Linked DNA regions of Mus musculus: region 2 is linked to region 1. A link is a loop called in an ENCODE intact Hi-C map of the cell type or tissue named here. Cell type or tissue: heart. All regions are shown on one strand. Each heading gives the region's core, and the rest is flanking DNA. Links, peaks and the distances in the headings are about the cores only. Region 1 holds the start of Ap1g1 (adaptor protein complex AP-1, gamma 1 subunit). Region 2 overlaps Phlpp2 (PH domain and leucine rich repeat protein phosphatase 2).

Region 1 (15,353 bases), core at 2,474-10,473:
TCCCAATGCTTCCTGGACCTCTCAGGATAATTTTGAAGCAACCTATGAAGCTGATCTTAGAACAGTATGGGACTATGAACAGGGTCTCTCTATGTAGCTCTCTGCCTATTTTGTAACTCACTATGTAGACCAGATTGGTCTTGAAGTCACCGAGACCCATTTGCCTCTGACCTCCTGAGGAGTGCTTGGGTCGAAGACATAAAATAGAATTATTGACAACTCAAAAACACGGGAGAGAGAGAGAGAGAGAGAGAGAGAGAGAGAGAGAGAGAGAGAGAGATCTGTGATACATAGCATCTTAGGTGGGATTTTTAGCTGCTTCTTAACAATATTTTCCAGAGCGAAGAAGCAGTGTGGTCCTTCAGGGCCTTGGTGGTCTTCACTCAGACAGAACATAAAACACATGTCCAATGTTCTTACAGACTTATTTATATTATGTGTATGAGTGTTTGGCCTGCATGTATATATGTGTCTACATGTATGCTGGTACTGCACAGAGGTCAACTGGAGTTACAGATAGTTGTGAGCCACCACGTGGATGATGGGAATCAAGCTTAAGTCCTCTGTAAGAGGAGGAAGTGTTCATAATTATTGAGACATCTCTCCAGCCCCTTTAATTCTCTTAATAAGAGGTCAAATAATATCCAGAATTAGCTTTTGAAATTGTGATTTTTTTTTTTTACATCACTCCTGGTATGTGCCATACTAAAGGATTAATTCCTAATTCCCTTTTCTGGGTCAGGACATACTTTCAATAGGAACCATGCTAAAAAGAAGCATGGAAATGTTTTTTGTTTGTATGTGTGAAAACAATGTAGACTAATTTCTCTCTGACATTCAGGCTTATTTATAGACTCTTGTGACTCAACCAATAACAAAACCAGCCAGCAATGGGAGCCTCTCCGATTGACTCACTGTGTCCCCTGTCACTCGCCTCTCTCAGTTGAAGTCATTCAGAGAAACAGGAAATGTTCTTGGTCAAACTGCCTGACTGCCTTTCTTCAGAGAAAGAAAGTCTGGTCTAAAGGGCGAGTGGGCTTCAGCTGCTGACCCCCCTAGGATTCTCAAAGGATTCCTCTGTGGGTAAAGAGACCCACTGCATTGCTGGGCATCAGGTTCTACACCTGCACTTGGGAGGCGGGGTCAAGAGGATCAGGAATTCAAAGCCAGTCTTAGCTCCAGAGTGAGTGCAAGACCAAGTCGGGCTGCAATGAAAACCTGCCTCAAAAAGCCAAACACTAGGGCAAGATGTGTGAGAGGATAAAGGTACTTGACAGTGACCATGATGGGCAGCATGAGTTCAATTCCCAGGATCCACGCTGAAAGGAGAGAACCCAGAAAGGCATCCTCCGATGTAGTGTGTCTACAGGCACGCTATGGTACACGCATGCATACACATACTAAATTGATAGTTAGATAAATGTAATTGTTTGTGGGTTTGTTTCCAGACAGGGTTTCTCTGTATAGCCCTGGCTGTTCTGGAACTCACTCTCTAGTTCAGACTGGCCTCAAACTCAGATTTGTCTGCCACTGTTTCCCAAGTGCTGGGATTAAAGGCGTGGACCACCACTGCCTGGATAGAAAAAAAAAATGTAATTAAAAAAGACAACCAACCTCCCTACACCCTTAAAGCTACTCTCCAAACCCAGACTATATACCTAAGTATATACTAACACTATAAACCTACTATATACCTAAACAAAGATAAGGGAATCCATTGCAAACCTTAGGTTTCAATTTGTGTGCTGTGTCTTCCACAGCTCCGTCTTATTGTTCTGCCTCCCAATGACCTCTCTCTTTTATATATATATATTTTTTTAAATTTAAAGTTTTTCTTCTAAATCATGTGGATATGTTTGTGTGTGTCTCTGTGTGGGTACATGCACATGAGTGTGGGTGCCCATGGAAACTAGAGTCATCAGATCCCCCAGAGCTAGTGTTATAGGTAGCTGTGAGTTGCTCGGTGCTGGGAATCAAACTTGGGTCTTCTCAAATGACAGAATACAGTCTGAACTTCTGAGCCATCTCCAGTTACATATTTTGTTTTTATTTTATTCTATTTATTATTTAGAGACAGAATCTCACTATGCCTCTCTGACTGGCCTTGAACTCACATCTGGCTGCCTCTGACTCCCAAAGCGTTGGGATTAAAGGTGTGTGCCACCACCCCCAGCTTCATATTTTTATTTTTAGCAAGGACTTACCTGCTGGAAGATAATATCAGTAGTTTGGAGTTTTTTTTCTTTGTATTTGTGCATTATTTAAAACTGGTTTTCCTCAATGAAAATTTAATTATCTAAACGGCAGGGGGAAGTCTCTTTTGTAACGTCTATTACAGTTTCTAGAACACCTAGAGATGAATGGTCTAGTGGCATCAATCAGGCTGCAAACTGATGGAGTGCTTACTATATGGACTAGAAGAGAACTCCAGACTCTGAAGGTCTAGATTTGAGTCTGCTTTCTGCTGAACGAGAGCCTGACAGGGCTGTCCAGATAGTTCCGTGTCAGCAGTAATGGTGCCAACCTGGTGGCTTGAGCGCTAGCTCACATATAAAGGTGCAAGGAGAGAACGGAGTCCACCAAGCTGTCCTCCCACCTCCACAGGGAGCACCATACCCCCTCTCATCCTCCTATACCATACATTTACACGCAGTCATAAATACATAAGCAAATACATAAATGAATGGTATTATTTGTATTATTTGGTCTTACATTGTATTTATTTTGCATGGATGCAGGCATGCACCATGCCACAGCATATGCATGTAGGTCAGAGGGCAACTAGCAGAAACCAGCTCCTTCCTTCCAACATGTGGGTTTCAGGGATTGAACTTATGTCACTCCAAGACCAGCTCCTTCTCCCCACAAAAAGAGGAGCAGCCCACTTTACCTATCTGAGGCCTTCTTTCCATATTTCTAAACTTGGGATTGAAAAACTCATCTTAAGACAGCTATGGATTTTGCTGACCCCTTAGCCCGTGCCGGTGACTGCTTTATTTTTCAAAGTAAATAAAAAAAAATTAAAATTCATTCATTTTGAAACAGGATTTCATTATATAGTCTGGTGTGCAATTCCCTCTGTAGACAAGGCTGACCTTGAACTAACAAAGATCCAACTGCTTTTGCCAGTCCTACGATGAAAAGCTTGCATCACTACACCTAGCTGCTAGCTACTGGTTTATGTGTATCAGGTCATCTATCAGATTGGCTCAAAGATGCCAATATTCCTATGAGCTTCCTTCAGGGATGCAGACATTGAGGAGCAGGTGTGTTCAAAGATGTAAAGGAACTCAATAAGGATAGGAAAGCAGGGTTGGTTTTTAAAAAAGATTTATTTTAATCTCATGTGTATTTTGCTTGTAGTATGTATGTATGTATGTATGTTTGTATGTATGTATGTATGTATGTGTACTACGTGTTGAATGCTTGTGAAGGCCAGAAGAGGGTGCAGGATCCCCTGGAATTAAAGCTAGAGATAAGCTGTAAGCTGTCTTGTGGGTCTGGGAACCAAACCTGGGTCCTTTGCAAGACTAGCCGATGCTCTTGTGTTAGCTCTCCAGCTAAGGTAAGGTTTTAAACCTAGGCAGTCTAGTGCCAGAGACCAAGCTTTTAAATAATATCTTTGTGGCTTACAAGCTCATGGTGCATGCTGAACAAGTGAATCAACCTTTGTGGAAATACTTGTGTAAATTGTAAGCTACATGTACTTTTGTGAGGTACAGTGTACAGCAGCTGGAGTGGCCTGACATGAGAGCTGGGATCGGAATTTGGATCTTCTGTGAGAACAGCAAGTGCTTTTTAAACTATCAAAACATCTCCCCAGCATCTCAAATTTAAATTTAATAATACTGTTTGACTATCTGTCATATTAGGATAGTGAGATTATATTTACAATTTTAATCTTTTTGAGATAGAGTCACAGGTAGTTGAAGTTAGCTTCAAACTTGCTATATAGCTAAGGAAGACCTTGTACTCTGATTCTGCCTCTACCTCCTAAGTGCTGGGATTCTGTTGTATGCCACCACATCAGGCTATGGAGTAGTAATTTAAATAAAGAAAAGTGTAAGTGAAGAAAATGATAACAACAACAATAAGAACAACAGAGAAGGGGTCTAAGTTGCTCTTTTCCTTTGAGTGTTCAGCTTTTCTTGGAGGGAGGAGATGTTGTGAGATCAGTCACTATGCAGCCAAGGTTATCCTCCAACTCACAATCTCTCTGCATCAGCCTCTAAGAAACTGAGCTTACAGATGCTGCCACCACAGCTTCGTCAAGTCCTTCTTAAGAAGACATTTTTTTTTTCTCATTAATCCCAGCACTTAAGAGGCAGAGGCAGATGCAGGCAGATCGCTGTGAATTTGAGGCCAATCTGGGCTACAGAATTCCTGGACCTCTAGGGAAAGACTGAGAAACCCTGTCTCAAAAAGAAGAAGGAGGAGGAGAAGAAGAAAAGAGGAGGAGAGAAAGGACAAAGAAGAAGAAGAAGAAGAAGAAGAAGAAGAAGAAGAAGGAGGAGGAGGAGGAGGAGGAGGAGGAGGAGGAGGAGGAGGAGGAGGAGGAGGAGGAGGAGGAGGAGAAAAGAGGAGGAGAGAAAGGATGAAGAAGAAGAAGAAGAAGAAGAAGGAGGAGGAGGAGGAGGAGGAGGAGGAGGAGGAGGAGGAGGAGGAGGAGAAGGAGGAGAAGGAGAAGGAGGAGAAGGAGAAGAAAAGAGAAAAATAAAACTTTTGTTGTTTGCTATGGTAAACACTTAATTTTGGCCCATAAAAACTATTTTAATCTTCCATGTGGAAAACTTGGCTACCTTTGCCTTGCATCTCTGCTTGAAGATTTCCTTTACGGAAATTTCACAGTGAATTTGGCATGTTTCATGCATAGGCCTGGCTCAAAGTAATCTGCACTGTGCTAGCATTATGATGTTCTTCTAGTCTTAGGGTGTACCTAGGGCTGCCCTGTACAGATGCCCCGAAGAAAGGTAGGAGGATTTGAATTCCGTAAGCATTCTGCTCTATAAACCGGTAGGTATGGGTTGGAATATGTATATGGGGTGTGGTGAATTTTCTGTGTAAGATGACATCTTAAGGCAGACTCCATTGTGAGAGACAGTTGTAGTTTTTCTCAAGTCTTAAATCTCATTATTTGTAAACTTTGGTTACTTACTTTGACTCACGAGATTGCTTAGCGGGCTAGGTTGTACATACGATGGTACCTTATGATCAATATGACACCAATATTTAATAAATTTGATCGTGCCCTTGGTATCCTTTCTTTCCAGCCACTTGGCATGCTCCAGAAATTCAAGGTCAAAATTGTATGGCTAGACTTACTCAGCTCAACGTCTGTATTTTGAAATCCTTGCATGAAAAACGAATGTCTAAAAGATGCAACTTCCTGTTTATGACACTCAAATTTGAAACTCAGGATTTTTGCTTAGTTCCTGGTCTTTGGTATTCAGTGTAGTCTTGTGTTTTATTCACATCTGGGATACCTTTGTTGTCAATCTATCGGAAAGATTTTATTCTAGGTAGGTCACCTTTCCTTTAAATGGGCCAAGATATCAAGGATCTCTAGGTTCACATGGAAAAGACTTGGGTCACAAGTTAGTAATTATTTATCACGCCAGGAACTGTCTAGTTAGACTTTCTTTGCTTCAGGTCATTAGTTCATTCAATCATAGATGGAAAAGCTATTCTGGAAGAGTTTTAGCTGACATTTGTCCAGATTCTTTTTTCCCCTCACAGGAGGGGACTGGATCGTAGGTGAGATTGCCGCACAAGGCGGTGGTGCTGTGCTTGGAATCCATTCTTAGGTTTCATCTTTTTACCTGTTTTCGCAAAAAAAAAAAAAAAAAAAAAAAAAAAAAATTGAAGATACCATAAAACCCTAGAATCCAAAGCCACTTGGAGCATGTTTCTAATGTTGACCAGAAACCTCTGGCCAACGAGGACCACTTAGGAATCCTTTCGGACAAAACTGGTCACACCATGTCTATGCGCTTTCCCCTGCATCTCCTCTCCGCCTTCCCCAGCTCCCTCGCTGAGCTCCGCCCACCTCAGGTGACCCCCACCGTTTCCTGGCTGCACAGTTTTCCCCTCCCCCCAGAACGGAACCAAAGTGCGACGGCTCCAGGGCCGGGCCGGAGCGTGCTAGCTCAGACTCCTCGCAGCGGTGACTCGGCAGCGGCGTCGAGCGTCATCAGTGACAGCCCCGACCCTTGCTACGCTTTGAGTCGCTCTGCCCGGCGCAGTCGCCTCCTCCTCGGCAAATAGTCCTCGGCGGGGGCCGAGTCCTCGGGTCATCCGGGGTGGGAGACGGCACGGGCTGCAGTCGGAGGGACGCGGGGCGGCCGGCGAGAGGGAGCCGGGGAGCGGCGTCTCCCGGGGAAGCGCGAGGCGTGAGGTAGAGGCGCCCTCCTCGCCCGGGATCCCTCCGCCTGCAGTCGCGGTGCTGAGGCCGAGGGAGCCGCCATTTTGGATGTTCGGTTCCTGCTGCCACTGCCGCCGCCGCCCCCGAAGCTGCTGGTTTCCTTCGAGGTTTCGGGCCGGTGAGTGTCACTCGCGGCACCGAGGGCGGGTCGGCTCTTGGGCTCTGCCGCAGCCGCGAGCGTCTGGCCGGAAACCTCCTGTCAGTCCCAGGGGTCCGGGCTCAGCCTGTGGGGGGTGGGGGGTGAGGAGGACCCAGGTTTGGGTCAGGAGGGACCCGGGAGCCCCGGGCTTGCTTGGACTTCCTGAGGGCCGACCTCGGGAGCTTCAGAGCCGGAGCTGTCGTGCGCGGTCGCTTTCCTCTTCCCTTGGCGTGGTCTGGCCGCCGCAGGCCTCCTTGAACCCATTGACTTTCTCAGGCTGCGAGGCTCCTTTGAAAGCTCGCTCCGTTCGGGGAGCTTAGGATTTAGCGGGGCCGGGCCCCACCCCCGCGTGTCCTCTCGGAGCCACGTATCAGCGTTCTTGTGTTGGGGACTCGGGTCAGATCTGAGAACTCTGAGCATTTCCCACGCAGGGGCAATTCTGCCTGGTCCCTGCAGTGCCGTCCACTGAAAGCCGGACATCGGCCTCGCCTCCCTCTAACCTTCCAACTAACTTCTGGTCCAAACACTTTCGCTTTTTTTTTTTTCTTCTTCCTTCTTCTTCTTTCTCTTTTTCTTTTAAAGAACTCACCTGAGACCGCACTATTCACTCTCCTCTCCAACTCTCGGTTCTGCGGACGTCGGTTTCTAGTAATTCTCAGGCTCTTCCTCATTGCCTGGAACTGTCGGTTCTGCTTCCCAGTTAGGGCTTGGTGTCGGAGAGCCGTCGAACCACCCTAGGGTGTATTTCCGCAGCAAATGGGTTTAAAGCAGGCCAAGTGGCTTTGGGTGCGAAGGAGCTGTGAAAATAACTTTCTGCATTTCTTTCTGTTCTGAAAGCTGAGCTTTGGGGCACTTACTGATACTTTTTATTTATTTTTTTCTTTTAGCGTTATATTTGCTTGAGCATGGAAAGCTGCCCTTGGAGAATAATAATCTGACGTAGGTAGAAAGGAAGATAACTTTTTTGGTTCCTATAGGGATTAGTTAACAGAAGAGCGAGCTGAATGGTCTCTTAGTGACCGCACCCCTCAGGTGTTTGTATAGTAATGAACGCTGCTGACTTCTTATGTTGACTTTTCTCAGACTAGTTAGATTTTAAGCATCCATTTCCACCGTTGCCTGGAGTATTTGCCAGACGTTTGATTTGAAACCTGTGGATCTTCAAAGTAATGATAGCTTCATTAATTCTGTTCTTAAAGTATTCCTGCAGTCCAGTATGCGTGAATAAAAAACATTTCACAATAATTCACTGGTTATTTCCTACATTTCAAGTTAGGTGAGTGTGGTTGAATCACACCCCCCCAGCCCGTTTTATCTCAGCCTAGGTTTTTGCATCTGCAAAAGAGAATAACTTCTTTGAGATCACAGGTGACTCGAAACCTAAGTTTATAACTTGAAGCAAGTCAAGTCTCTCAATAGTTGTAAACTTTATATTGATGCTCTATTTAACATTTTTGAAGATTTATTTATATTTTTATCTGAATGTCTTGCCGGTATTTATATGTGTATCATGTGCACACTCAGTTCCAGTGGAAGTCACAAGAGGGTTTTTGGATCCTCTGGAAATGGAATTCTAGGCAGGTGTGAGCTGCCGTGTGGGTTCTGGGAACTGAATCCATGTCTTGTATAAGAGCAGTCAGTGCTTTTAACTGTTGAGCTGTCTCTCCAGCCCTGTGACGCTGCTTTATTCTTATCAAGCTTTTGAACTGTGAGAACAGGTCAATTCTTACAGGTCATACAGTGTCACGGAGGACAGTGTTTTCATGCAGATAGTCTGTGCTCTTGTCATTTGTTTTGAGAAGTTCCTTCAGAGCTATGTTAGTCTTGTCAGATATGAGTTCTGTGTGTTGCTCCAAAGTTGTTCCCTTTTCTTTTGCTTTAAAAAGAACTCGGGGCTTCTGTCTCCTTGCATGGTGAAATTTTCAGTTTTTGAGTTCACTTTTTGAACAAGTATTGAAAGAACTATCAAAGTTATTTAACTCAGTTCATGTTATGGTTTAACATACTGGGATTTAAATGTCATTCATTCTTAGATGGTTTGCAGTTTACCTTGAGAAAGTACCCTTTTGCTAAACAAATTATTAGCAAAGTGCTGTTCTGTGTACCACTGATCAGCACATATAGGAATGTCTACTTTGTCTTGGCTGCTGAGAATTGCACTAGAAGTTAACATTTGTGTTTAGTAAACTTCCATTTATTTCCTTCCTTCTTCCCTCCCCACCCCCCCCTGCCTTTTTTTTTTTTTTTTAAACATGGTTTTAGCTCAGTTGCTGAGGCTGGCTTTAATTTGTGACCCTCCTACCTTATTTGAGTAGCTAAGATTAACAGGTCTGTGCCACCAGTACTGACCCAGCTTTTGGTTTTGGAGACAGTCTTCCTATGTAGCTCAGGTTGGCCTGGAACTTGTGTACTTCACTATCTTCCCAGTGCTGGGGCTGCAGGCATATGCTGCTCCAAGGGGTATGTTATGTACAGTTGCATTTATTTTCTTTGGCAAAGGTAAATGCTTTTTTTTTTTTTTTTTTTTTTTGATCCAGTCTGTTTTGCTGACAGCAACCATATAATCTGAGTGAATTTTAGAATGAAACTAAAATATAGAAATTTCCAATACTGCCTTGCTGATATTTAACCTGACTTATTTTTATTCTTAGGTAGTGGGGTGTAACTCCATGGTAGAGTGCTAGCTTATCATACTTGAAGCTATAGGTTCTATCCTACCCTACCTCCCAGAAAGTCAGAATAAACAAAACAAAACAAAACTAAACCAAACAGTATACAAAGCAGATAAAAACCCAAATAGTTTAAATGAATCATTAAAAAAATCCTTATGTAGGCATAAAAGGTCAAATGAGTTCTTTCAAAAGTTATTTTTAATTTGAAAACTTGAATTGGAATCTACATATCAAGACAGATTTCAAAATGTTTAATCCCTTTTGCATTTGATAGAGACTTAAATTTTTGTGTATATAATGGAACATAACTGATTAAAACTTGAAAACTCTTAGATTTAGCTGAAGAGAATGTAAAAATAAAACCTTTATGAAGAGATGAGTGGTTAAGAGCACTCACTGCTCTTCTAGAAGATCAGGGTTTGGTTCTCAGCACCCACATGGGGGTTTACAATTGTCTGTGACTCCAGTTTCAGGGATCTGACTCTGGCCTCTAGGGAGCTCCAGGTTTGTGTTGGTCCAAATCAATCAACCAGTCAATCATCAGTCTGTCTGTCTATCTAACCTATCTATCCTTTCTATTTATCTGTCTGTCTATCTACCTGCCTACCTACTTTTCTATCAAATCTATCCACTCTATCTATCTATCTATCTATCTATCCATCCATCTATCCACCTCTCTATGTTAGGTGCTTGCATCTTATTTTGATTAATCTCTTTTTTTAAAAAAAGATTTATTTTATGTATATGAGTACACTGTAGTTGTGCTGATGGTTGTGAACCTTCATGTGGTTATTGGGAATTGAATTTTAGGACCTCTGCTCACTCTGGTTGGCCCCACTTACTTGGTCCCTGCTCTCTCCAGCCCAAAGATTTATTATATATAAGCACACTGTAGCTTTCTTCAGATGCACCAGAAGAGGGTGTCAGATCTCATTATGGGTGGTTGTGAGCCACCATGTGGTTGCTGGCATTTGAACTCAGGACCTCTGGAAGAACAGTCAGTGCTCTTACTCCCTGAGTCATCTTGCCAACCCTAATCTCTTTTTTTAAGGCTGGATTTCTCTATGTAGCCCTCTTCCTGTCCTGGACACAATATGTAGACCACACTGGTCTGGAACTCAACAGTTTGACTGCCTAAGTCTCCTTCCTAGGACAAAGTATGTGCAGCTGCACCTGGCCTGTGGTTTTTTGTTTTTGTTTTTTTTGTTTTGTTTGTTTGTTTGTTTTTTTAAAACAGATCTTGCCTGAGTTTATTTGTAAGAACAACATAGGACACTGGTCATCTGCAAATAGTGTGTGGGGAGGTGTGTCACAGCAGTCCATCTGTCTTCACACTGGCAGGAGCCTTTTCAATGGGGCCTTCATAGGGGCCTGGGCACCTTTGGGGGCCTGAGCACCTTTGGGAGCCTGGGCTGGAGCTGAAGCCTGGGCCTTAGCTGGAGCTTGGCCCCTGCCTGGCCTGTGTTTTAATCTTAATGCTGTATGACTTGTTTTCAGGTCTTGATTTTAGCTTAAAAAAAAAATCTCCACTACTTTTATCTCTATTTAATCACTTTATATTTTAAAATTTTATGAATTTTGTGCATGTATTTGTGAGTTCTTGCATATTTATGCTGTGGAGAGTGTGGAGGTCAGAAGACAACTTAAATTTAAACAAAAATTGTATTGTAGTTGTATTGGTGTTTTGCTTGTATGATGTCTGGGCATCATGTGTAAACTTGGTACCCATGAAGGCCATAAGTTGGAGTTACACAGACAGTTGTAAGTCACCATGTGAGTGGTGGGAATCAAACCAGGGTCTTCTGCAAGAACAGTCACTGCTCTTAACTTGTGAGCCGTCTCTCCAGGCCTCAGAGGGCAACTTTTGAGGGTTCTTGCCTGCTTCCCTGTTGATGTAGTCTCTTCTATCTTTGCCTTCCATCTTGGGGTTACAGATGAGCCAAATAGGCTTTGTGCATAGATTCTGAAGTGGACTCAAGTCATCTTGCTTGGCAAGTGCTTTTAACTGCTAAAAGATCTCCCTGCCCCCCTTTTTATAAATGTTTTTAATAATTGATTTTTATTTTATGTTTATTGGTGTTTTGCCTGCATGTGTGTCTGTGGGATAGTGTCAGAAGTCCTAGAACTGGAGTTAGAGCAGTTATGAGCTGCCATGTGGGTGCTGGGAATTGAACCCTTGTCCTCTGAAAGAGTTCTCTTGCTCTTACCTACTCACCATGTCTCCAGCACCCTTTTATTTGGTTTTGAAACAAGGTCTTCCTGTGTATCTCAGGGTGGCCTTAAACCCACAGCTTTCTGTTTCAGCCTCCCTAAACCTTGGATTACAGGCCTTTGCTTTCAGGAGCCATCTTTCTCTGTTTCTTAGGCAGGATGTTTAAAGTAGCAAGCAATTTTAGGATTAAGAGACCATGTAAAGCTGGGCATGGTAGTTTTTGCCTGTAATGTAGCATACAGGAAGCAGAGGTATAAAGATCATTGCAAATTTTAGGCCAGCCTGATCTGCATAGGAAATCCAATGCCTGCTAGAGCAAGCTTCAAAACTGGACTCCATATCTAACCATAACAACAGCCGCAAGAGAAAGAGGATATATGGGGTTATATAAATTCATATTTCTTGGCTTGTATGTTTTGAAAAATCTGTTCTTAGGATTTTTCCAAAATATGTGTGTGTGTGTGTAGAAAATTGCATTTCAATGAGGATAGGGAAGAGAAAAGTGGAAAAAAGGAGTATAATTTCTCCTTGAACACACCTGCAGGCTGCTTTCTTGTCTCTGAAAGGATAATACAAAATCATTTGGCATGAGTTTTGGTTGCTAGGAATATGAAAGTGTGAAAGGTTTAACAATGAGGAAAATAACACTCCACTTGTCAAAGTTGTTGAATCAGCATTAGCTAGCACTTTAATATCAAAGATTAGGGTGAAATGATTGGCATGAGAAATGCTTTTTCACTAAGCTCTTGGACAGTTAGCCCTTTAGTGCTTACTGAAACCATTGGGAAATAAAATTAACAAGTTAGAAGCATTGTCATAGAAGGGTAGGTTAAGAAGAAAATTATTATTTTGTCTAAGTTGAAGAAAATATATGAGATCCTTGTACTTTGTGAATAATTAAATGCATCCTAGAGGCACTAATTTTTTCTCCCCCTTTCCTGTTGCTAGCACACAATGGTCACTTTTGCTTAATAGGCAGTTGCTTTGCTAACTTCAGCTTGTGTTTTGTCTCTCCTTGTGTGCCTGCTTTACTTGTGTGCCCAAACTTTCTAGCCTGTCCCACACTTTGAAGTTAATATTACTGATTCCTGTAGGAACAGATATGAGGGAGATATGATCAGGCATATTTGGAACTGTGAATTATCTTTGTTTTCTTTCCTTTACAAACCTTTGGGTTAAATTAAGATGGGCATAGGGGAGGCCTTGGTGAGTTGGCTCAGTAGTTAAGATGGTGTGTTATATAGCAGAGGACCCTGATTTGTTTCTCTGTGCCCACATCAGGTGGCTGACAACCATCTGTAACTCCAGCTTTAGGGGGTTTGGACACTCTTTTTTGGCTTCCATGGGCAACTGCACTCATATGTACATATCCCCACACAGATGGACACCTACAATTAAAAATAAAAACCTTAAAAAAAGATTACTATAAAATAGGCTGGGCATTGCGGCATATGCCTTTAAACCCAGTGCCCGGGCTTCACAGAGAAACCCTATCTTGAAAATCAAAACCAACCAACCAAAGACTAGATGATCTGTACTATTTGGTTGTAAGAAGAGTTCCAGTTGTGTAGCTCTGGGTATCCTAGAACTTTGGTCGTGAACTCACAGAGATCTGCCTGCCTTTGCCTCCTAAGTGCTAGAATTAAAGGGATAGGATACTATGGCAGGTCTTCATATTTATTTTTAATGTAATTTTCCAGCTATACTTGTAATGCTTTTCTTTTTTTTTTTAAAAGATTTATTTATTTATTATATGTATGTACACTGTAACTGTCTTCAGACACCCCAGAAGAGGGCATCAGATCTCATTACAGATAGTTGTGAGCCACCATGTGGTTGCTGGGATTTGAACTCAGGACCTCTGGAAAAGCAGTCAGTGTTCTTAACCACTGAGCCATCTCTCCAGCCCTGGAGTAATGCTTTTCTTCCACCTGGAATACCCATTCCTCTCCTCCTCTCCCCCTTTCCTATAGGAATGCAACATTGTTCCAGGCAAGGAAGCAGGACAATTTTTTTTTTTTTAGTACATGCTAAATGGTTTCTATATTTTTGAGCTTCTAGAAAACCAAAATTCAAATTTGTGGCATATAATGCAATGTCTGGCACTTAGTGCTTGGTCTTCAGAATGGATGCTATAAGTGAAAATAATATAGAATTCTTCAGGTACTGTTACATATAGTAATTGGTCCAGTCTAGAGCAGCCAGGGTTTGGCTCCTGTTATGAGAATCTGCTGCAGGTCTATTATTTGTGATTGAAAGAGTTGATGCCAGCAAAACAGTTTGTTTTCAGGTATACAAAATCGCCTTTATCACTGTAACACATGAGAAATAGGACATTTACAAGCATAAAATCAGAACACTGCCCTAGAGAACCATACATAGAAAATTACATTGAAATTGACAGTAAAAGTTTTTGTTTTTAGCTTCATACCTTCTGTATTTGTTTGAAACTATAAATTTATTTCTAAGGCTGGTGAGGTTGCTCAGTGAGAGAAGGTGCTTGCTGTACATTCATGGTGGCCTAGGTTTGATCTGATCCCTGACATCCTGACTCCAAGGTAGGAGACCAAGCTGTCTTCTGATCTCCACAATTATACCTTTCATTCCCAACATACATCTTTTAAAAATTTCAGAACTATTTCTAATGTGTAAACAGCAGCTACAAAACAGAAAGCAAATAATCCTGTCTGTGTTTCTTTGAAATGTTTGGGTATTTAGATGCTTAATTTGGAAGTTGCCATTAACCACTCTTCCTGATTTCTCCATCAGAAGCTTCTGGTGTCAGTAAAGAAATCTCACATCCATCTTTCTTTTCAATATCTACCATGTCATTCATTTTGTCAAGAAAACTAACAGTCTTACAGCAGTCTTAACCGTCTCTTTTCCAACAGAGAATGTGTTGGTAGGTAGTTCATTGATGAGTTATTGACTCCCTTTCTTGTTTTGTCAGATTTTGAGACAGTGACTCACTTTGTAGCTTTGACTGGCCTGGATCTTGCTCTGTAAACTAGGTTGGCCTTGATCTTACAGAGATTTGCCTGCCTCTGCCTTCTAAGTCTCAGCTCCCTTGCATTTTAATAAAATACTTTTATGATTCTGAGATTTTTTTTTCATTTTTCTTTTTTTTTTTTTTTTTTTTTGGTTTTTTCGAGACAGGATTTCTCTGTGTAGCCTTGGCTGTCCTGGAGCTCACTTTGTAGACCAGGCTGGCCTCGAACTCAGAAATCCGCCTGCCTCTGCCTCCGGAGTGCTGGGATCAAAGGCGTGCGCCACCACGCCCTGCTTTTCATTTGTTTTTTTGAGACAGGTTTTTACAGTAAGTCTTGTTGGGCGGGGGACTTGATATGTAGACTTAGCTGGCCTCAAACTTACAACATGCTGGCATTAAGGGTGTGTCGATTAAGCCTAGTTTTATTTTTCATCTTTTTAATCTATTAAAAATATAATCTATTGTAATAAGTAACAAAATTGAAAGGATTTTAGGAAAGCTATTGGTTTCCTTCAGATCTTCCATGGTTACTCTCCAACTGTTTTGCCTAGAGGATGGGCATCTTTCTGTTTCTGGGGTCTTTTTTTAAAATACTGGTTTGTTTTGTTTTGTTTTTAAATACAGGGTTTCTCTGGGTAGCCCTGGCTGTCTTGGAACTCACTCTGTAGACCAGACTGGCCTCAAACTTAGGGATCCACCTGCCTCTGCTTCCGGAGCACGGGGACTGAAACCATGTACCCTCTACCCCTAGGTGTTTCTGGTTTTTATGCTGACATAAATGTGCATATGTAGTTATTTTTACTAAAGAAAGATCAAACTCTACTACATAAAAAACTTCTCATCACATGTTGAAGTCAGTAGCTGTATTTCTATCATGATCTTTTAAAGAGTTTCATTACAACTTGTAGCATAGATAGACC
Region 2 (15,353 bases), core at 2,720-10,719, 140 kb after region 1:
GGACGTGATGAGACTCAGGCCACCTGGAGGTCAGAAGGAAAGGTTTGAGAGAGGAGCCTTAGTGTTAGGTTCCACGGGTTCCATTTTCAAAGCAGAACAGTGCCTTTGGCTTATCATCTCGTTTGTATGATATAAAACCTGATGTTCCACACACCCATCCTATGGCCACACTATCTCGAGGTCAGATAATATAGAAGCTGTGACTGCATAAATGGCAACAGCACAGGGTTCATGTGGCTCACACACTTCACAGCACAAGGCTGCCGCCCATTTTCAAGCTCACCTGTGATCCATTTATTTTGAGTGACATTCAAGCCAATATAATTGCAGTACAAAAAGAGTTGCTTTTAATGTGCTGTGTATTTGTTAGCTCTTGTGGTATCTGAGTAGATTAACTTTTGTATATTCCATGTAGACATTTAGTAAAACGAGTTTAAAGGGATCAAGTGTGACTTGATGAATAGAAAGGCACCGTGACAGCGTGAGTCCCATGTGCATTTCCTGCCTCATTTTAGAACTCTCTTGACCCATTGGCAGTATGCTCTGTGTTTTAACCACTTTGCTGTCCTGTGTCCACACAGCACTTGCTAGCACATGAAAACATGTTTTTAGAACAAATTATATATATGTTATATAGATCATTTGATTTCTATATAGATCATTAGCTGGTTGTGGCAACACATGTCCATAATCCCACCACTTTGCAAATGGAGGCAATATTTTGAGTTTGAGACCAGTCTATGCTATATTGTGAGTTCTAGGCCAGTCAGGGCTACATAGAAGGTCTCCAACAGCAATAATCAAACAGTAAAAAAAAAAAAAATCATCACAGTCCATTGATGGTCCCTGTAAAGACATATAGTGAGTGTCTTAGTTATTCATGCCATCACAGTGGGTTTATGGAAATAAAGTCTGTATTGTGCCTTTGTTCTTTAGATTTTCTCAACTGAAGGGCCTGAACTTGTCCCATAATAAACTTGGACTGTTTCCTGTGCTGCTGTGTGAGATTTCTACCCTGACTGAGCTCAGCCTTTCTTGTAATGGATTTCATGACTTGCCAAGTCAGATTGGTAAATTGCTAAAGTAAGTGCCGGCCTTTTCCTCTAGTCTTAGAATGCAGTTAGCACTTTGAACTTTCACAGTGAGATAAGTCACATTCTTATCAAGATTCTGTTAAGTAATGGCTCTTGATACCAGATGTGACCATGCCACCAAGCAGTGACCCATTCTTTTCATCAGCAGCAGAGACCCTGGATCTTTATGTAGTGTCTGAAGGCCCAACCTTAGAAATTATGTCTAACTTCTGATACTCTCCATGGGCCAAGATGTGGGGGAGTTTTGTAATGTTTGAATTGTTAATAATTACTGTCCGGGCTTAGTAATGGCTTACAGCTTCTTTTGTTGGCTCTGTGTGCGTGAGCTGCTCCACAGTGCGGGCTTGTTTGTTTTCCAGTCTTCAGACCCTCAGCCTCGACGGCAACGGCCTCACGGCTCTGCCAGATGAGTTGGGAAACCTGCGGCAGCTCACTTCTCTGGGAATTTCCTTCAACGATTTTCGTCACATCCCTGAAGTTTTGGAGAAACTTACCATGTTAGATAAAGTGGCTATGGCAGGAAACCGTTTGGAGGTCCTGAACCTGGGGGCACTGACCAGGATGAGCCAGGTCAAGCACGTGGATCTGAGGTGAGGCGCTCTGTGGGCTTGTTTAGTTCTGCTGGGATAGCCCTGATGTCTTCTCCTCATAATGCTTCTTTAGAACATTAGGAACTTAGAACAGTAGATTTCTCAGATCTGCAGTAAAACTTCGTTATTCATCCAGTAGCAGAGAGAGAAAGGATCTGGTGGGTTTGTCAGTGACAGACTTAAGTTGCCCAAGGTTGTCTTGACTTACTCTTTCAGCAACATTTATGAGAATTTCCGTCTCCTTGAGCCTTTATCCGTACTGGACTCAGCAGTCTTTCTTCCCTTCACTGGCAGTAGAACGTGCACCATTGCAGCTCATTGTTTTGATGAGCATTTGCTTATTTATGAGTGATGTTGAACATCATTTTGTATGTGGACTAGCGGTCTCTAGTTTTCTATAAATTTGGCCATTTTTCTGTTGAGTCACTTATTTTTTCTTAATAACATTGTGTTGTAGTTGAGCTATTCAAGGCGTCACTACTAAAACCTCATGAGTTTTACTTTATAGTGACCATCGCTCTCTAAAGAAAGGTGGTCAAAGTTATCTACCTACCTGTGCTGACATTTCAGGAAGGTGAGAGTGAGCCCTGTAAAGACACAGGCTGGGATTTAGGAGTATACACGAGGAGGAGAACAGGGCTGGTTTGTGCTAAGTCATGTAGGTGAGGAGACAAGAGGCAGAAACATTGTATGAAGTTTGTGTCTGAACCGTCCCTATGCATTCAGTCTGTTTTCTCCTCAGTGCGTACGAGTCTTAGCACTAGATTAAAAGGGGGCGTAACCCCAGGGAAGGGAAGCTGCTCCTGCCTTAGCGTCCTGCTCACCGCAGAGCCTGCCCATTTTCTTGTCCTCCCATGCCCCACCTAACCTTGCGAAGAAGCATTTACCTCTTCGTGAATATTGCCTTTTTTGTGTCTAGTTTGTGTATGCATTTACTGGTTCTAACTTAGCTCGATCATGGCTTCTTTTTCTAAGAATTAACTGGTTGTTTTCTCTATTTAGTATCTTGAAAAATGAAGCAAGTAGTGAGATTCTCATGCTTGGTAAAGAGGAAAGGGTCAGCCCTCTCTACAATGTTCCTAAGCCCGTAATAGAAATTCTCTTCATTTATTTTCCTATTTCTGAATATTAAGGATGAACCACTTGAAAACGGTGATTACTGAAAATATGGAAGGAAATAAACATATCACGCACATGGATTTGCGGGACAATCAGTTGACTGATTTGGACCTTAGCTCCTTATGTAGCTTGGAGCAGCTGCACTGTGAGCGGAACCAGCTGAGGGAGCTGACACTCAGCGGCTTCTCCCTTCGAACCCTCTACGCCAGTTGGAACAGTGAGTTCTCTATCCAACCTCCTGTTTTAGCTCTTCCTCTTGTCTGAGCCTTCAGACGAGAAGGGTGGCGCCTGTGGTCCTCAGCCACTCTGCAGAATAGAGTTGTGGCTCCTTGAGCTTCTTTTTTAACTTTGGTGTTAGCCCTGAAGCAATGGATATATACATAAAAAGGCATGGCTGGGTGCCTTGAGAGTCACTGTGTACAGGAAGAAGCCTTACAGAGTCATAGGGGTCGCCTAGGTGGTTGAGCATGCTCAGACCAGAGCCTCTGTTAGGAGGTAGGTGTTGGTATCCTTACAGCCTAGGGCTAAAGAGGTCCTGCCCCTGTTTTTTGTATAGTCTGTAAAGAATGGTTTCTTAGTTAAGAGTTTCTATTACTGCAACCAACACCATGATCAAAGAGCAAGTCGGGGAGGAAAGGGTTTATTCAGCATACACTTCCACATTGTGGTTCGTCACTGAAGGCAGTCAGGACAGGAGCTCACAGGGCAGGAACCTGGAGGCAGAAGCTGATGCAGAGGCCATGGAGGGTGCTGCTTACTGGATTGCTTTCCCTGGCTTGCTCAGCTTGCCTTTTTATAGAACTCAGGACCACCAGCCCAGGGATGGCACCACCTACAGTGGGCTCTCCCACTTTGATTACTAATTGAGAAAATGCCTTACAGCTGGGTCTCATGGAGGCATTTTCTCAACTAAAGCTCCTTTCTCTGTGATAACTTCAGTTGTGTCAAGTTGACATGCAAAAACAGCCAGTACAAATGGGTTTTATATTTTTAAAAAGTTGGGTTAAAAATTGGAATATTTGTGACTTGAAAATTACATGAAATCTAAGCTTTCCTATTCATAAACCAAGTGTTATTAGTACACACGAATAGGTTTGCATTTAGTTTCTGTGTCACTGTTTTCATGTTGCTGTGTCTAAATTATAGGAGCAAGACACTGTTCCAGTCCACAAAGCACAGAGGATTGCTTTCAGCCCGCATGGAGCAGCACACGCTCCGAGTTCTAGTGTGAATGAACAGACCCTGTCCCAGGAGTGTAGGGAGCACACGTGCCAGAAACAGAATGACAGTGCTCTCTACAGTGAGTGTGCTCTCTACAGTGACTGTGCTCTCTACAGTGAGTGTAGCAGTGACAGAGTGACAGAAAATCCACACGGACAGAAGCATCATATAACCTGGTAGTCTGGCTGCAGTGAATCCAAGTTCTTTTATTCCAGTCTTAATTACTAATACAAACTCTCATGCCATATAGTAGCCAGTACATATGTATATATGCATATATGTGGTTTATAGAATGAAAATAAGCTAAAGAGGCTGCTGCAGAATTTAAGAGATTTCAGAGAGTCTGTATTAATAAGGTAATGAACCAGACGAATGCCAGGAGAGACCTGCTGTAGTTAGGTTTGAGAGCAAAGCGACAGACTTCAGCTGCAAGGTGAAAGGCTGAGCAAAACCATAGACAGAGAGTCAGGAACAGATTAAGAGCAGGAAACAGCATGTCAGGCAGGTCCAGGTCCAGAAAGGCAAACAGGTAGTCACAGACTACATAAAGAATGGGGTCTACCTGAGCTGAAGCTCAAGGAGTAGTAGGGGAGGCATTAGTCCTACACACAAACACACACACACACACACACACACCAGGAATCAGATGGTAGGTTGGTATGAAGCCCATACCATCACAGTGTTTAATGTCTGTCACCTTTATGGGTTCCAGATAAGTGAGTCATACCCTTTTCTTGGCCTGACATGTCCAATAAGTTATTGGGCCTAGTTTTCTTGATGTGATTTTAATATGTTCATATGCCCCTACAGTCTCAATTAATCCCAATAAACTTACAGGGTAGCTCTCTTTGGTCCCCAGGAATAAGTCATTTATCAGCCTGTGCTGGATGTGTGGTGACTGGTACCTGGGTTACCCAGGGGCTGGAGGCATCCTTCTTCCTCAAAATGGAGTCAAAGCTGCTGTTCACAGCCTGAAAAACCACTCTGCTTCATACAACGTGGGATGACTTAGAGCAGAGATTAGCTTCATCAGCAACTAGAGATGGTCTGTGGGAATGCTTTTCAGGGTAAAAGGCCTTGTGTGTATAGAGACCACTGTTTTGTCTATTTGAGACAGTCTCATGATGTTGAAGCCATTTTTATGGAGAGTTCTTTACCAGTTAGGCTTGTTATGTATTTTGTTTAGGTTTTAGTGTTTTAAGGAAGTTTCACTGTACCACCCAAGTTGATTTCAGACTTAGCCTTCAAGTACTGGGATTGTAGGTGTACTTACCATGCTTGGCAGTTTTCTGTGTTTAAGGAAGGAAAGGAAAAGAAACGTGTTCACTTTCACTAACTGCCAGAAATGACAATTTAACTACTTTATCATCCTCAGTTTGAAGGGGGACGTGCTAAGTGTGACCAGAGACTAGACTTGGTATCTCTCTCCTGGAGTCCTCACTATAGCCAGTGAGAATTTGAATGAAACCACCTCAGGAGAAGGTGACCATGTCAGAGAAGTGGCAGAGCTGTGTGAACAGTGATTTCCTGCTGCCATTTATCACAGAGCTACCTACACACAGAAGGATTGTCACAGTGTTGTGTTGTGTTGTGGTGAAAACGTCGGACTGTTAACAGGAAAATGGGTCAATCAGCAATGATAGATTTACATGGTAGATTTTGTACAATAGCGGAAATGGATGGACTAAAGCTTTGCGTACTGGTGCAAATAAGCCTTGGAAGCAGTTTTTGACTAAGAAACAAAATTGCATGATCATAGTGTACTGTGTAAGTTATACCAAAGCCTAAACACAGAAACAGCATGTTCTAGGTTAAAACTGTACCACAAATGATACATTCAGGGAAATGTTTGCCTCTTGGTGCTAAGGCAAAGCATACAAGTCAGGCATCAGTGTGTAAGAGCTAACTGATGATGGCGGAAAACTGCTTTTTTTTCTTTGTTTTTCTGTGTTGGAATATGTTGCTAGAGACTTCCGTTTTCTGTCTTTCATCATGTTATGGAGGTTCACTCATGGCTCAGATGAATCCTGAATCAGGTCTAACTGTTGAGCAGGACTGCAGGGTGACTCTGTAGGTAAAAGAACTTATCACAGCCAAGCCTGACGACCTGAGTTCTGTCCCTTGGACCTACAGGGTGGAAAGAGAGAACCAGTTTCCACAAGCTGTCCTCTGGCCACCATATGTCACCGCATGCAGACACAGACACAGACATACATGCATGCAGAGATAAATAAGTAAGTGTAATAATAAAAAAGAGCTTGTTGAGTAAAAACTGTGTGCTGTGGCCACACTTGTAATCCCAGTACTTGGGAGGATCAGGAGTTTCAGGCTAGCTTGAGACACAAAGTCAATTTCTATTTCAGCCTACCACTACCCTTAGAAAAGCCAAAACAACAATAACAACAATGTCTTGAGTGCTAACTGGCACTGTGTATTGATATGCCTGAGGTTCCTCTCTTGGTTCATATTCATCATCTATGCATAGATCACTTCACATGTGTGTGGATGATAGATTCATAGTCACTCTGAATTGGAGCAGCCCTACCTACGTGCCCAGCAGCCCTACATTAAGTAGTCATGGAGTGTTTGCCATCAGTCGGCTGTCAGGGTCCTTACATTCTACCACCTAGAAACCACCTCTAGACGAGGAGGAGTGCTGGCTTCAGCAACTTTTGTACCTCATGACATGGCAGTGAGTTGGGTAGCCAGGCCTGGTGGCTCCCTCTAGTGTTACAACTCCTACATAGGTCTTTGTAGTAGAGCCCTTAATCCTGCAGGTGAAGCACTGCCTAGGAAGTCAGGATTCCTCGGCCTGCAGCAGCAGTTGGCATTGTAGCTTCTAGACAGACCTAAATGTCAGGAGTCCTCATCCCTTGATAGCAGCCACTGTTATAGCTTCCAGACCTGGGATGTCTGAAGACTTAATAGCTTGCTGCTATTCTTCCAGCAACTAGGGCTTGCAGGTGCTTTTTTCTGCCTCTTTATAGCCCCTGCTTTGTTCCAGATTAGCTTTCTACCCTCTTTTGCTTTCTCTGTACTTCCTCTGCCATCCTTGTCCCTGGCCTGGCTGCTCCTCAGCTGCCTCTTGTTAGTCCACGTCCCAGGAAACCACTACTGCTGCCCTGCGGGCTTTCAAGCTTGTAGCTCTCCTTAGCTTCTTCCTCAGTTCTCAAGAAGACAGTTTTGTCATCTTTAAGCTTAGCATGCTCCAATGTCCTGATGTGCTGCCTCAGCCACCACCGCAGCTCCACTGTCCCTGCTGCTGCTTTCTCTGTAACCAGCTTAGCCTCTTCTGGTAAGGGAGGCAAGAAAAAAATAACTCGAGAGAAATCTTGTATTAGAGCTAATTGTTGTGGCTCCAGCTGACTCATCAAGTGAGCAGAAAGCTTGCTCACACCAGTCACAGCAAACCTCTCATGCGAAGGAAGGTTTGTATTTACACCACTCTTAATGGTCCCTCTGCTAGGCCACTAGGGTTAAGTGTCTCTGGCTTAGGTGGGAGTGGTTATAGAGACATCTAGGATTCATCAAGACTTGTGACAGGAAAAAGTCACATATAAACTGTTTGAAACAGCCCTGGCTTGAGGATGTCGCCTCAGGAGCCCCTTTAAAAGCTGCAGTAAATAGCAGCACAGTTGTCATATATTTCCTCTAGGTTTCCTGGTATGGTCATAAGGTCGGTGCTGGCCTAAAGTCATTTGGCTGACTGGTAATCATTTTGCTTAACACAGTCGGGGGCAGCAAGGGAGAGTCCAGCATCTGCCAGTTAAGACACCAAATTGCTTTATCTCCCAACACTTTTCCCTTTTTACAAGAAAACAAATATTAGAAGGGATGCTTACAGTAAGAATTTAAGTAACATCATTAATACTAGTAGTGATTTTTGCTAGGTATTATAACATTTTAACAAAGTTCAAAACCTGTTCAGAGCCCTATGAAGGAATGAATCTCTCAGATGTGTTTCATATTCACACACACACAAAGAACATTCAAAAGATATAACCACATGCAATAGTGTGAACAGAGCATAATGTGGAGTCAGACCAAAGCATATGCAGGAAGGCAAGAGAAGAGACTCAGGAGTCCAAGGCCATCCTCAGGTACATAGTGAGTTCAAGGCCAGCCTGGGCTACATGAGACCTTGCCTCAAAATGAAAGAGAAGATAGCAAAGTATGTCTGGGATTACAAATGTGCACCACCGTGCTTGGTTCATGCAGTGCTTGGTTAGAGCCCAGGGCTTCCTCCGTGCTGGGTCAGCCAGCATGTGGCCGACCGAGCTGCCATCTCCAGCCATCATGGACCCTTTTATCTCCCAGTATTTGGGAAAGTAAAGCAAGATTATGAGTTCAAAGCCACCTGGGCTACCCAGAAACCTCCTGTTGGGTGGGGCATGGAGGAAAGTTTGGTTTTATAACTGGCAGGTGTTGTCTGCTGTTTGTAACCAGGGTAGAAAGTGGTACGTTTGAGTGTGTGGTGGCTAGAAGAGGAGATGAGGAAATGCTCAGGAGGTGGCAATACCTTGGGGATGGTCTGAGCCTTAGCTCACTGCTGTTCCATTTCACTGATCCATACACTTAGGATTGGTTCTCTAGCTGCGTTATACTTCAATTAAAAATGACGTTATTTTTACCAAAAATGTAGATATTGTCCTGGAGAGATGGCTCAGTGGTTAAGAGTTCTCAGAGCTCCTAAAGAGGACCTGAGTTAGGTCTCTAGCACCCGTGTGAGGCTCTCAGAGTTACCTGCTAACTCCACCTCCGGGGAGATCCAATTTCTCTGCTCTCTGGGGACTCCTGCACGGTATGTTCATGCCACACACATACATGTAATTAAAAAGAAATGCTTTTTAAAAATCTAAGTATTAATTTTTCAAGTTATAAACTAAGTGGTACTGTTAACATTAGTGGTTGTAGTGTTAACATTAGTGATGTAGTGTAAATGCGAAAGACCCCAAAGTTAGTAGTTGTGTATGTTTGCAAAAACAGACTAGGGTTGAATGTCAGTCAGAGTGAGCTGCCAGTAGTTTTTATCTTTAGTCATCTCTACAAAACCGCTGTTGCTTGTTTACAAGCTATTCCTTTAAAACCTGTGTATACGTGTGTGGGAACATGCAGTTGCCCATGGAGGCCGGCAGCATCCCAGCCCCAGGAAACGGGAATTAACAGGCTGTCATGAACTACCCGCTGTAGTGCTGGAACCTGGACGTGGGTCCTCTGGAAGAGCCACTGAGCCAGCTCTCTAACCCTCTCTAGTTCCTGCTCTTTGTCGGAGACCATTGCTAGCATGTTGTCTGTTTTCTCACAGGGCTGACGGCAGTGAATGTGTACCCAGTGCCCAGCCTGCTCACTTCTTTGGAGCTCTCCCAGTGAGTCTGTCCACGAGGGTGGAGCTTGTTTTGATTGGGGGGGGGTGCTGTCTCAGGGGAGGGGGAGAGATACTATTTCGTGGCTAAAGGAAGGAGGGTAAGAGGAATTAGATCTCTGCTGTCTGAATAAACAAAGTGTTGCTTAATTCCACTGTCTTCACCTTTCTGTCTCCATTTGTCAGGAGAGCTGTTGCCTTGCTTGCCATTTCCTTATCTCGTCAGCAGCTCACTTTTGGCCATCTCTAGTTCACTTTTCCCTGATGATACTACTCCTTCTTTTAAAAGGCAGCTTTCAAACTGGCCATGTTCTTTGTAATGCCATGTCAGTCGTTGCTTCTGTGTCTTTGGTTCTGTTGTGTTCTCCTGCAGGCAGTCACCCCCCAGTTCTGACTTGGCACACTGCCCTGTTGCAGATGCAGTCTCATTGAGTCCAGTGATTTGAGTCACTGAGTGTTGGCATCCGCCAGTTTTCTAGACTGAGCCTCTCCTCTCAGGTCAGGCTTATGTATCCAGTTCTTCGCCAGTTGGTTTTGCTACCCACACCCCAGGAGTCTCAAACCTCTGTAACATTAGCTCAACTTCCACTGCTCCGGACTTGTTTTCTGTGTCTGTTCATAATTCAGCCCCGTCAGGCCCCTGGTCCTCCAGGACCTGAAAGTAGCTTCCTTCCATCTTTCATTCTGTCCTCCTTCTTTACCTAATCCTTCTCTGAGTCATCGCCGTTGCTGCCCCTGGGCAGTGCTGGAATTCCTGCCTCTCCTTCAGCTGAATGACTACTCACTCAGGCCTGTATCACTCCTGCCTCTCATTCTTCTTTCCTCTTCCCTTTCTTCCTTCTTTTTCTTTCTTCTCTTTCTTCTTGGCAGAATCATCTTTATTGGGCTCCACCAACCAGTCATGTATTTAAAGCACACAGCTGACATCATCTGTATACTGTTTATAAACCCTTGAGGTAGGCCCTACACATATAGGATCGAGTAAGAACTTTGCAGACATGGTTTAGACCTAGTTCCAGCCTAACTTTCCCTGTTTCCAGGGAAACACTTCATGCTTGGCCTCCCATTACACAGCACACTCTTCCTTGCCATATCTCTGTGCTGTGACTCAAGTTGGCATCATTGCTGCTTAAGTATTTTCATGTAAGGTCACAGAATCTAACCCAGTTCATGTCATTTTTTTTGTTTTTAAGATTTTATTTATTTTATGTTATGTGAGTACACTGTTGCTGTCTTCAGGAACACCAGAAGAGGGCGTCAGACCTCATTACAGATGGTTGTAAGCCACCATGTGGTTGCTGGGAATTGAACTCAGGACCTCCGGAAGAATAGTCAGTGCTCTTACCCACTGAGCCATCTCTCCAGCCCAGATGTCATGTTTTTGAGCAGCTAGTGGCCTTGGCTATTTCAGGCCAAGTTTTCTTTTCACAAACTTGTCACAGCAAAGTCTGCTTCTCCTATAGCTCTCACTTCAGCCTGCCACATAACTGATATACACCTTGAGATCTGGAAGGGGTGGGTGACCTCTGACAGTAGAAGTCTGTATGATGCGGGCGGAGCTGTATGAACTATTTCGAGTTTGTTTTTCCAGTGACTTGAAACTTTGCCCTGCTGCTGGTTGCCTTTTGTGTCTACTTTCTCACTGTTACTCCTTCTGTTTTTCTGAGAATTTGCTTCTTTTCTCTCTGTCATTACCTATAGAATTCCTGGTTATCTTTGATGCCACTTCTCCCAAATCTCTCCTCATCATGTCTCACTGCATCCTGTTGCTTCTGTTTGAAGTCTTCTCTGAACGTGTGATGTCACACAGTTGGCCCACGTTGCTGTGCACATTTGAGTACTGGTCTCTCCCTTTCTACTTTAGCAGCATTCTCTGATTGACGCCTGTATTCCTGGCAGCGTCCCAGATTCTTCCTCAGAGTCTAGTGAAATGGATTCCGTTGTTTGTTATTTAGATTTTCATAACTATGACAAAATACCTGAAATAAGCAATTTAAAAGAAGTAAAGTCTATTTTTAGCTTGCAATTTCCGATCCGTGGCCACTTAACCATGTCACCTAGGGCCTTTGGGGAAGTATATAGTTATATGGTGGCAGCTCGTAATGGCTTACCTCATGACAACTGAGAAAAGGCCAGATCTCCTTTGAGCTCTTCCTTCCTTCCTTCTCACTTTTTTGCTCCCTTGTTTTCCTTACCCTTTTTACCTTTCTTCTGTTTGTTTTTTAAGATAGCTTCCATATTTAACCCAGGCTGGCCTTGAATTTATGATCCTCATGCTTGCCTTAGCCTCCCAAGTGCTAGGATTACAGTACGAACAAACTGTCACCCTGGCTTAATCCCATCAGTTAATTTGTTTTTAATTAACTTTCAAAAAAATTTCTGTGTGTGGATATTTTGCCTGTGTGTGTGTGTCTCTAATACCACATGTATGCCTGGTGCCCGGAGACTGCGTTAGAGATGGTTGTAAGCTGATATGTAGGTGCTAGGAATTGAACCTTGGTCCTCTGGAAGAGCAGCCAGTGCTCTATAGCACTAATCCATCTCTCCAGTCCCACCCACCAATTTGTAATACACCACAGGCTACTAGAACAACTGCAGTAGCATGTCTGTAAGGGAAGCATTTAATTTCCAAGCCATAGCAACTTCTTACCTTAAGTGATGATTCTTATTCTTTGCAGAAACTTGCTGGAGTGTGTCCCTGACTGGGCCTGTGAAGCAAAAAAGCTGGAAATACTAGACATAAGCCACAATCTTCTTACAGAGGTCCCCATGAGGTATGTGTATACATGCGTGCATGATATATGTGTTTAAGTGATTCTCTAGATTTGGGTTGCCTTTCATTGTTGGCGACTGTTGAGGAGGGGCCTGCTGAGTAGGAGGTCCTGTAAGGGACTAGCGATGAGAAGTGCATGGCCTTAGCCTACAGGAAATGTAGTAAGACTCTGACGTATATGCAGAGAATTGCTAGCGTGTGCTGTCAGCCTCTGGCATGGTTAGTGGTATGGTGGGATGAGTTTAGCTTCTATAGGGTGACTTACAGTGAGCTGGAACTGTCCTGAGAGCTTAAGTCCTATGATCTAACTCATCCTTTAATCCCTTGTCTGTAGGTGCTGTCAGCCTCACCTTAGATTCGAATGAGGAAACTAAGAACAGTCAGGGAGCCTGTCCAAGGCAACAGTTCACCAGGGAGCTATCATTTGAATGTAGCCATCTTCCTCTGGAGGCTTACTCTTAATCACAACATTTATCAATTGTTTCCGAATGTCAGGAGAACTTTAAATAATCAGAGAGTGCTTTGTGATAAGATGGCATTTGAGTTCACCATTACCAGATGGTGAGATTTACCTAACTTGAGGAAGGAGATAGGTGAGGATGTTATACTATATATTCCAAAGTACTTAAACGTAAAACGTGTGCTTTGGAGTTTTAAAAATTAAAATACAGGCTTTGTCGCACAGTAGGTCTGCATCAAGCCTCTGATCTTCACACCCAGACAATGTTATCAGTTCAGTGGGATCTTCGACAGATCACTACATATTTGGAAAGTCATTAACACTTTTTGGATTTTATTGGTAACAGCCTAGTCATAGTATATTTTTAACTCTTAATTTTTATTGTGATAAAAATTTCATTATGGAATTATATTAATAAACAGACTTGAGTTATTAGTATAGATAAATGCTGTCCAGACTTCATTTCTGCCTAGACTTAAGTTAAAATAGATTTATTCTAGAAGTTCCTTTACCAGTGATTTCCAACCTTCGTAATGCTTCGACCCTTTAATACAGTTCCTCATGTTGTGGTGACCCCCACCATAAAATTATTTTCGTTGTTACTTCATTATCGCCAGACTGTCTTGACCTGCCAGCTTCCAGTAATGACACAGAGACTTATATTTGTTTATGATGCTTAGGCCTTAGAGCTTAGGCTTGTTTCCAGCTAGCCCACATAGCTTAATTAACTCGTTTATTATAATCTACCTTCTGCCATGCAGCCTGTTACCTCTCAGGGCACCTGTTCCTTCCTCTGTGGCTGGCTGGTGAATCCTCTCCCGCTCCCTTCAACACACCTGATTCTTTCCCACAGTTCCTATCTCTTCTCAGCTGTTCTGCCTGTCCTCTTCTGCCTCAGTTATAGGCTGTTCAGCTCTTTATTAAACCTTTCAGGTGATGGAGAAGAAAGTTTACAAAACTGAGACAGGTGATGCTTCATAAAGATAACAATACCAAAGTCCAGACAGTACTCAGCTCTCTGCTGGCACAGAAATCAATATTTGAATAATACAAAGACAGCTTTTACACAGTGCACAAGATTATCCCAACACTTCGTAGCTATAATTTTACTGCTGTTATAAATCATAATGTAAATATTTGTGTTTTCCGATGGTCTTAGGTGACTCCTGTGAAAGGGTCATTTGACCCCCAGGATTAGACTCTGCGCCACTTATACTAAAGATCTCATTGTGACTCCTGGGTGGGTGCTAGGTGATGTATGTGACCCATTTTCTTTTTTTTTTTTTTTTTCTCTCTTCCAATTTTTTATTAGGTATTTACTTCATTTACATTTCAAATGCTATCCTGAAAGTCCCCTATACCGTCTCCTCCCCCACCCCACCCCCACTCCCCTACCCACCCACTCCCACTTCTTATCCCTGCTGTTTCCCCTGTACTGAGGCATATAAAGTTTGCAAGACCAAGGGGCCTCTCTTCCCAATGATGGCCGACTAGACCATCTTCTGCTAAAAATGCAGCTAGAGGCACGAGTTCTGGGGGTACTGGTTAGTTCATATTGTTGTTCCACCTATAGGGTTGCAGACCCCTTCAACTCCTTGGGTCCTTTCTCTAGCTCCTCCATTGGGGGCCCTGTGATCCATCCAGTAGCTGACTGTGAGCATCCACTTCTGTGTTTGCTAGGCACTGGCCTAGCCTCACAAGAGACAGCTATATCAGGGTCCCTTCAGCAAAATCTTGCTGGCGTATGCAATAGTGTCTGCATTTGGTGGCTGATTATGAGATGGACCCCGGGTGGGGCAGTGTCTGGATGGTCCATCCTTTCGTCTCAGCTCCAGACTTTGTCTCTGTAACTCCTTCCATGGGTGTTTTGTTCCCAATTCTAAGAAGGGTCAAAGTGTCCACACTTTGGTGTTCGTTCTTCTTGAGTTTCATGTGTTTAGCAAATTTTATCTTATATCTTGGGTATTCTAAGTTTATGGGCTAATATCCACTTATCAGTGAGTACATATTATGTGAGTTCTTTTGTGATTGGGTTACTTCACTCAGGATGATGCCCTCCAGGTCCATCCATTTGCCTAGGAATTTCACAAATTCATTGTTTTTAATAGCTGAGTAGGACTCCATTGTGTAAATGTACCACATTTTCTATTATCCATTCCTCTGTTGAGGGACATCTGGGTTCTTTCCAGCTTCTGGCTATTATAAATAAGGCTGCTATGAACATAGTGGAGCATGTGTTCTTATGAAAATTTCCTTGGCTCAGTCACTTGTCAGTGGTTGCATATTTTAAAAGTAGGTTTGTTGATGGTTTTAATTAACTGGCCTATAACAGACTAGAAAGGGTTGAAGTGAGCTTTTGTGTCTTTTGTTTCCTCTTAGAATTCTGAGTAGTCTGAGTCTTCGGAAACTGATGGTAGGACACAATCACATCCATGTCCTTCCTGCACTGGTGGAGCACATTCCCCTCGAGGTCCTGGATATCCAGCATAACACTCTCTCCAGGCTGCCGGACACGCTCTTCTCCAAGGCCTTAAAGTGAGTGCTGCAGAGGAGGGGTCATTGCCTCCCCACCTGCCCACCGGCCCCACTCATCTCTGTTTGTAGTTTTCCTCATACTCCAGCTCTGAGTTGAAGTAACTATCCAGTACTTAATCATGTATGTGGTAGATGATTTCAGCCGGCTGGGCACGCTCAGGGTTTCACTGTGTTCAGAGAGAAATAGCGTCGGGGGAAG

Evidence for each region. A loop is a pair of places that touch in the nucleus more often than their neighbours do. Peaks named below come from ENCODE experiments on the same cell type or tissue, not always from the same donor. Only the 100,000 strongest peaks of a DNase experiment are listed, where the experiment ranks them.
Region 2: it touches region 1 in a loop (3-fold over the local background); 1 of 42 quality-filtered maps calls a loop at or near these places.

The regions. Positions count from the first base shown.
Region 1 is chr8:109,772,424-109,787,776 of GRCm38, forward strand. It overlaps Ap1g1 (adaptor protein complex AP-1, gamma 1 subunit), which reads left to right and starts at 6,160. Exons shown (of 24, transcript NM_009677.6): 1 at 6,160-6,539. In heart, for the core only: no CTCF peak of the experiment used is centred there; a DNase peak (open chromatin) is centred at 6,148; H3K4me3 peaks cover 2,816 bases; H3K27ac peaks cover 1,647 bases; H3K27me3 peaks cover 973 bases.
Region 2 is chr8:109,910,752-109,926,104 of GRCm38, forward strand. It overlaps Phlpp2 (PH domain and leucine rich repeat protein phosphatase 2), which reads left to right. Exons shown (of 19, transcript NM_001122594.2): 7 at 937-1,083; 8 at 1,454-1,684; 9 at 2,818-3,020; 10 at 9,330-9,390; 11 at 12,065-12,160; 12 at 14,999-15,154. Among named protein-coding and RNA genes, the nearest start is that of Marveld3, 44 kb to the right of the region's middle. In heart, for the core only: a CTCF peak has its summit at 6,761 (motif pointing left); no DNase peak of the experiment used is centred there.